Linked DNA regions of Homo sapiens: region 2 is linked to region 1. Evidence: chromatin loops called from intact Hi-C (ENCODE). Cell type or tissue: breast epithelium. All regions are shown on one strand.

Region 1 (4,000 bases):
TCCTGGATCCAGCTGTGCCCGAAGCTAGGCTCTACCCTTGGCCGCCTTTGGAGCTACCCACCAAGCCAATAAATTCCCCTTTCATGTAATCCAGTGAGGATCAGTGTTTCGGTTGCTTGCAACCACAAGCGTCTTAACTGATGAAATGGCTCATTGCAAATCCTTGGCCACTGAGAGAGAAAGAACTCAAAGGGCAGGTACTGCGGACATGGGTGAGGGACGTAGTCGCTATACCCATACACCAGCATAGGAAAAGCTGTCATTGTCACAGGAAGCTCCAACATTTAGATGATCATGTATCAGGCACAGGCCAAGGGCCTGGCATGCAATGGTTTATTTAATCCTACGTTGGTTTATTTTGATCACCATTTTAAAGATTAGAAAACTGAGGCTCAGAGACCTTCTGTGGACCTCAGTGGCAGAGCTGGGTTGGGTTCCTTGACACTGTGTCGTCCCAGCCACCCTTCTGTAGTAAGCAAGTAGGTGGCTCACTGGCAAATACAAAACTCAGACACTGTGTGATGGGAAGGGGGACAAAGGGGACAGAGAGGTGTGGTTGTCAGGAGACACACAATGATACTTGTGTCCCAGGTGATGTGAACGCCACCCCCAGGAGCTGTGTGTACCCAGCCTGGATGGCTGTCCACAAGCCCTGCAGAGAGGGAATCAAACTGCTTTTACTCCTGATTGAAGATGGAAAGGCAGAAAAGGCCCTGGCTTTAGATCAGAACACATTAGCACTAAAAAGCTGTGTGATTTGGGGAAAATCATTTCATCTTTCCAAGCCCCACTGCTTTTCCCAACTGGGAAATGGGGAGACCCCGGCCCTTGACTCACTCACCTCACTGAGCTCCTGGAGCATCAGATGTGAAAGGTGATTTGCAGGATAAAAAGAGGGGCTACGGGATGGAGGGGATCAATCCCTTGACTTGCCAGCGGTGAAAGAGCAGGTGTAGACAGATAGATGTAAATCAATGACCTATGCGTCCTCCTCCCCCGCCGGGGGCTGGGAAGGGGCAGTCCAAGGGGTGACCCGAAAGGAACCCTTCTGTCCCCGAAGCAGAGAGAGATAACTGTGAAGCCAGAGAAGCGAGTGCTGCTACAGGCGCTTGGGAGTTTATTTTTACCCTGTTATCTCTATCCTGAAATGTCAGGCTTAGAGCCGCCTCTCTCTCTCTCTGTCTCTCCAGCCCCCACCCCAATGTGGCAACGCAGCCTGGAAACAGGCACCCTCTCCTCCTCTGCTTCCTCTGCCTTTCCATGAGAGTCACAGTGCTATGGTGACAGGAGGCATGGAAACACTGAAATAGAGAAGGGGGAGGCGAGACCATTTATTTGGGTCCTGGAACAGGCTTACTTCCTCCTAGAAACTGAAGGTGCAGAGGAGGCCCTCAGTGTTGTTGGGTGCCTATTGCAATGTTTCTATCATATAGGCTCTTTATGCAGCAAGGAAACCCCACTTACATTGGCTTATATAATAAAGAGCATTTAACTGGTGGAGGCCACTAAAACCTCCAGCAATAGGCCTGGCTTCAGGCGAGGCTCGATCCTGGGGCTCAATGGCTTCACAAGGACACAGCGTTCTCCATCTCTCGCTCTACCTTCTGTGGTGTTGGCTTCATCCTCAGGCACCATGCGATGCTCCCCCACAGCCCCTAACAGTTCCAGAATCTTCCCCATGGTCACAAATGCCTGCAGTGGTTCTAAACTTTGCATCTTTATACTGATGGCTCCCATGCAAAAGAGAGAAAGCTTTTTTTTTTCTTTCTTTCTTTTTTTTTTTTTTGCCAGAAGGCTCTAGACGATGTCTTCTTGAGTTTCACTGGCTCTGACTGGGTTCTGTGCCCATCCCAGAGCCAGTCACTTTGGTGTGGAGATAGGAAGTGAAAAATATTTCTGACTAGCTTGAGCCAAATCCTATTCCCAAGAACAGGAAAGCAGTGGCTTCCTGAAGGGCATTGTCCCCAAAAGGAAAGAAATATGCTGAGCCACAAGCAGCGACCTGTTATATGGTTTATTCATTTTGCAGTTTCATCCTCTCCTACCCAGGAAAGCCTCTGAGGTTAGAAGTGACTGTTCTTTTTTTTTTTTTTTTGGAGACAGAGTCTTACTCTTATCTCCCAGGCTAGAGTACAGTGACGAGATCTCAGCTCACTGCAACCTCCACCTCCTGTGTTCAAGTGATTCTCGTGCCTCAACCTCCCGAGTAGCTGGGACTACAGGCACATGCTACCACGCCTGGCTAATTTTTTGTATTTTAGTAGAGACAGGGTTTCACCATGTTGCCCAAGGTGGTCTTGAACTGAGCTCAGGCAATCTGCCTGCCTCAGCCTCCCAAAGTGCTAGGACTATAGGTGTGAGCCCCCATGACCGGCCTTTTTTTTTTTTTTTTTTTTTTTTTTTTTTTTTTTTTTTGAAACAGAGTCTCACTCTGTCACTCAGGCTGGAGTGCAGTGGCATGAACATGGCTCACTGCAGCCTCAACCTCCCAGGCTTAAGAAACAGGCCAATATTAATTTATTATCATTTTTCTTCCTTCTCCTTGTTCCTCCTCCTCCTTCTTCTCCTGTCTTCTGTCTTCCTTCTTCCCTCTTCCTCTTCTTCCTCTTCCTCCTTCACCTTCTCTTTCCCCTTCTTCTTCGAGACAGGGTCTTATTCTGTGGCCCAGGCTGGAATGCAATGGTGTGATCATAGCTCACTGCAGCCTCAAACTCCTGGGTTCAAGTGATCCTTCTGCCTCGGCCTCCTGAGTAGCTGGAACTACAGGTGTGCAACTTCATGCCCAGCTAATTTTTAAAAATTTTTGTAGAGGGTCTTGCTATGTTGCCCATGCTGGTCTTGAACTCTTGACCTCAAGAGATTCTCCTGCCTCCCAAAGTGTTGGGATTATAGGCATGAGCCACTGTGCCTGGCCAATTTCTTTTCTTTCCATCTGTAGGTTTACCTGGGGCTCTAAGTTCTAAGAATCCCAGGTCTGTTACTCCCAAAATTTCACTGAGGCCACAGATCTACCCCGAGGTAGATCAATAAGTTCAGGTTGAAGTGTCATGTTTTCACCTGCCAAAGGCTTCCTCTGCATTCAAAATAAAATTCGCACTCTACACCTGGCCTGCCTACGACTCACCCCCTTGCTGAGTTGTAGCCACACTCATTTCTTGTTATTTATTAAGCCAACCTGCTGCACGCCTCAGAGGCTTCTACTTCCTGTTTCCCTGTGTCTAGAATGCTCTTCCTTTAAATCTTTGCACAGCTGCTACTCAAATGTCACGCTCTCTGAGAGGTCTCTGACAAGTCTAGCATGTAAAACCACTTGAAATTATTGTGTTTGTTGATGGTTTGAGTATCTCCCTCCTTTCTCTAGACGGTAAGCTCCATGAGGCAAGCATCATGCTTGTCTTACTCACCTGGTTCCTGGTTCTGTGTCTAGCACAACGTAGGTACTCAAATGTTTGTTGAATAAATGAATGAAAATTCTTTTTTTTTTTTTTTTTTTTGAGATAGGGTCTTGCTCTGTCACACAGGCTGGAGCGCAGTGGTGCAAACATGACTCACTGCAACCTCCGCCTCCTGGGCTCAAGCTATCCCCCTATCTCAGCCTTCCAAGTAGCTGGGACTATAGGCACATGCCACCATACCCAGCTATTTTTTTTTTTTTGGTACAGATAGAGTCTCACTGTGTTACCCAGGCTGGTTTGAACCCCTGGGCTCAAGTAATCCTCTTGCTTCAGCCTCCCAAAGTGTTAAGATTAAAGGCATGAGCCGCCACGCCTAGCTGAAAATTCTTTTCTGAATGTCCTTGTAAACTTTTTCAGGGCAGGGCAATTTCTTACATTTTTCTTGGCTTTTACTTGGTGCCTACAAAACACTGGGCATAAAAGAGACAAAATACAATAGTATTTTTTCAAATAAACTAAAGCTCTCTGCTGAAGGGATTGGCTCAAAGTTGCCCAATAAACTAAAGCTCTCTGCTGAAGGGATTGGCTCAAAGTTGCCCTCACAT
Region 2 (4,000 bases), 200 kb before region 1:
ACTAGAGTTACCATGTATTTCCTCTGTCTTTAAGCATAGATTTTGATTCTCTGCTTCTACATACTCCGATCACTCTGTAACTACAATGATAAATATTCTTATTATTTTAGTGGCTACATAAAATACTCTGTTAGGTGGATATGGCATAGTTTACTAAATAGTCCCTGTTTATCACTTAGGTTGTTTCCAATTTTTTAACTATAAATAATGCTGTGGTGCAATTTTTGTGTATAAAGTTAATTCTTCATTTCAGTTATTCCCTTAATTTGAATTCTTAAAAGGAAGACTATTCCAATGTAATATATATAAAGCATGATCATAAAGTAATGAGACTAATTTCCTCACGTATTAACCATTGTCTTTTGCAATTGTAGCAGACATATGTGAACATGGATACAGATGGCTATTTCATTTAAAGAAAAAAATTTATTGAATTATGATCTTTCATCTCTTAGGGCTAACATTTACAGTTTTCTATTACATTTCAATAAGGAGAAAAGGGTGTATAATTTTGAAATTTTTACTTAATCCTTATTCCTTATCACAACAGATAAAAACAATATTATGTCAATAGAGGTGTTTTGAATTTGCTCTACTTTTATGCAAGAAAAGTAAAAATTTGATTTTAATCCCAATTCCAAAAAAATGAAAGGTAGCTTATCCAATGATAAACTGAAAATGTCATTCCCAGCAATATGGTAGTTTAGATATAAAGTATCTTAAGTGTTACAGCTCTTTTAGAATTTGTCTAGCGGGTTTTCCATAAAAAAAAGTATCTTCTTTTAGTTCCTTTCCCCTGCTTCTTAAATGGTTTAGAGTGCTTTTAGAACAAAATTTTAAGATTCGTTTCCAATATAAAAAAACTGTAAGGCCAAACTCGGTGCTTCATGCCTGTAATCCCAGTGTTTGGGGAGGCTGAAGAGGGAGGATGGCTTGAGACCAGGAGTTTGAGAACAGCCTGGGCAACATAGTGAGACCCTGTCTCTACCAAAGAAAAATAAAAAATAAAAAAAATTAGCTGGCATGGTAGCACACACCTGTAGTCCCAGCTACTTGGGAGGCTCTGAGGTAGGAGGATCACTTGAGCCCAGGAGTTCGAGGCTATACAGTGAGCTATGATTGTACCACGGCACTCAAGCCTGGGCAATAGAGCAAGAACTCTGTCTCAAACAAACAAATAAACACACAAAACAAAACCTTTAAAATACAATAACTTCTTTCATGTGATACTTATAACCCTAATTCAAAAATTTCACATGCTTTTTGAACCAAGATATGTCTTTCCTCTTTTGTTTCCGTAAGTAGAATGTTGAAATTTTTTTTTTTTTTTTTTTTTTTTTCGAGACAGAGTCTTCCTCTGTCGCCCAGGCTGGAGTGCAGTGGTCTGATCTCAGCTCCCTGCAACCTCTGTCTCCTGGGTTCAAGTGATTCTTGTGCCTCAGCTTCCTGAGTAGCTGGGATTACAAGTTGTGTACCACCATGCCCGGCTAATCTGTTGTATTTTTAATAGAGACGGGGTTTTCCTATGTTGACCAGGCTGGTCTCCAACTCCTGGCCTCAAGTGTTCCATCCGCGTTGGCCTCCCAAAGTGTGAAATGTTGTCTTAATATGATGTAATTAAAGTGCCTTTTCCCCCTAAAGGAAACAACACATTGTATGCAGCATATTAATAACAAAGAGCAGTTTAGTTTGAGTTGAGCAAGCCGAGGCAAAGCATGGCTCTGGCCCTGAGTTTTCAGTGGGACATAGAGGACTGTATGTTACCAAAACAATGCAAAAATGACACTTTCTGGGGAGCATAATGGCAGGCAGCCATGGTCTTGGAAATTCTTTACGAACAGCTGGATTTCAGTTATGGGTATGAAGGAGGGTGGGAAAGGGGAGAGGGGAGAGGTGATGAACAGCTATCTGTGAGTTAGAGAGAAGCTCCAATGTATATTACTTAATTACAGGACAATGGACAGAATAAACTTTAGGATCATGAGGAGTGAAAAAAAAAAGCCTGAGCAGTCAAGTGAGGATTAGATGAACCATCTCTGAAGATGGAAAACTAAAGAATACTCTAGAATTGACTATGTATTGACTCTGAAGTCAGTACTAGGTAATAAACAGATCCTAGTTTCAGTTGTTTATTTTTCAAACAGATGTCAGGGTAGTTAAGAGAATGAAGTGGTTGGACTTTGGCAAACATTTATTATGCATTGTTTAAATAGTATTAAGTGAAGGCCTGATCCTGTAAAAACAAGACAGTTTAGAAAAGCCAGCTTCCTCATATTATCTTTTGAGCTTGGATACAGGAGGGATTAATTGGATTCCATTCAATACTTGTTTCAGTGTTTGATCAGATAGCAGTGTGGTGGCCAAATGTAGAATTGCACTTGTTTAATCAGGTAAGGACTTGAAAACAATTGTACTGAAAGGGCAAAAGACTGATGAACTACTTTTCCTTTCTCTTAAAAATAAATGTTTAAAATGGTGGTGGCTATTACTAATTATTACCACTACTATTACATTAGACACTTGGTGAAAATAACACTTTTTTTCTCCAAATATAAAACCATAAGGCTTTAAAAATTTTAGTTCCACAAAGATTCACAAATTTATAGTTCTCTGCTGTGAATAGTTTATTTTGCAGTCAAAGGGGAGAAAGTCAAATCACGAAGGGTCTCCTTCTGAGCCCGGGACTCAAACAGAACACTATGTGTACTGTTAGTATCTTGATTTAAGAATCCCTGTTTTATAATACATTTTTCTTTTATTTGTTAAAATAAAGTATACATGCACATAAAAAGAGATTTTAAAAAGAAAAGTGAAAGTTAATCCATTCTACTTCAGACCTTCAGTCATTCTCCCCAGAGGTAACCACTGTTAGATTTCTATGGCTCGGAGAAGATGTCTTGTGAATTGTCCACCAATGTTATATATAACATATGCAAAGGAAGTATATGTGTCAGATAATAGTATTTATATAGTTTGGTAATTTGCTTAAAGAATATCAAGGAATCTAGCTCTTTTTTTTTTTTTTGCCTTGTAAACAGTAGAATTTTATACAAATATAAAGTTTTGCACCTTCAAAGCTATCACTCTAATAAGACACTTATTCAATTAAACAAATAATCTTAAAAACTATTTTAACAATGTACAAATACATTCACAACATAATCTGCTGATTAAGACTTCAACAAGGTTTATAATACCTACGACAGAATTTACAGATGCCTACAATAGTTTGTAGATTGGTTTAGTTTACAGTTACATAGATTGCTTTAAGAAATACCATTAATACAAATGCATAATTTACAATATCCCCATTATAGCAAGAAAACGATAGATTCAGAAAATAAAATGTCTTTTAGGCATTTATTATGCCAAGTATGTAAATGATTATTCTCATTATGACATGAGAATAATGCTCTTTTAGTGGTAAAAGCTCTATTAGCTCAAGGTCCACTGAAGAGCTTTCAATCTAGCTATCCTTTCTGTAAAATAAATAGAACAGCAGCAATCTCTGGGTATTCCTTAAACTACGATGATTCCACTTATATTAACTGGGCCTTAAGTAGATGACTTCTTACAAATAAAAATAAAATTTTATAAAGTAGTTAGTACCACTGGCCCTAACTGTTTTCACTTGCTTGCAAACATCTAAGAAATTTCCCCAGGAAGTACATATTAAAAACTAACAATTATTTCTAACTTACACAGAAGCCAAAGTGCTCACTCTTACCATGGAAGCAAAACTTTCTCCTGAAAACAATCTACAGAAATAATATGTAAACATATAGAGCTTTGAGACACACTAAGAACATCCTCCTATGTTCTATGGATCACAATGCAAAGGTCTCCATTGCCTATGTAAATGAACACTTTCGTTAACTTGGGATATACTGATATTACATGGCCGTGTGCATACCTATGGAATGTGCATACCTACACCACAGAATAAATCTTGACAATGTTTCTAGTGCCAACATATACTTTCTCGCCCCAACTGCTGGAA

The links. A loop is a pair of places that touch in the nucleus more often than their neighbours do. Peaks named below come from ENCODE experiments on the same cell type or tissue, not always from the same donor. Only the 100,000 strongest peaks of a DNase experiment are listed, where the experiment ranks them.
Region 2: a loop joins it to region 1, with 3 times the contacts of the local background. A loop is called at or near these places in 1 of 110 quality-filtered maps.

The regions. Positions count from the first base shown.
Region 1 is chr16:13,997,287-14,001,286 of GRCh38, reverse strand. It overlaps a transcript of MRTFB not described here. Among named protein-coding and RNA genes, the nearest start is that of LINC02185, 17 kb to the left of the region's middle. In breast epithelium, no CTCF peak of the experiment used is centred here; a DNase peak (open chromatin) is centred at 1,959; H3K27ac peaks cover 486 bases.
Region 2 is chr16:14,201,145-14,205,144 of GRCh38, reverse strand. All of the region lies in intron 3 of MRTFB (myocardin related transcription factor B), which reads right to left. It also overlaps the pseudogene TVP23CP2 and the pseudogene LOC124903783. Among named protein-coding and RNA genes, the nearest start is that of TRT-CGT2-1, 83 kb to the left of the region's middle. In breast epithelium, a CTCF peak has its summit at 2,312; no DNase peak of the experiment used is centred here; H3K4me3 peaks cover 561 bases; H3K27ac peaks cover 1,332 bases.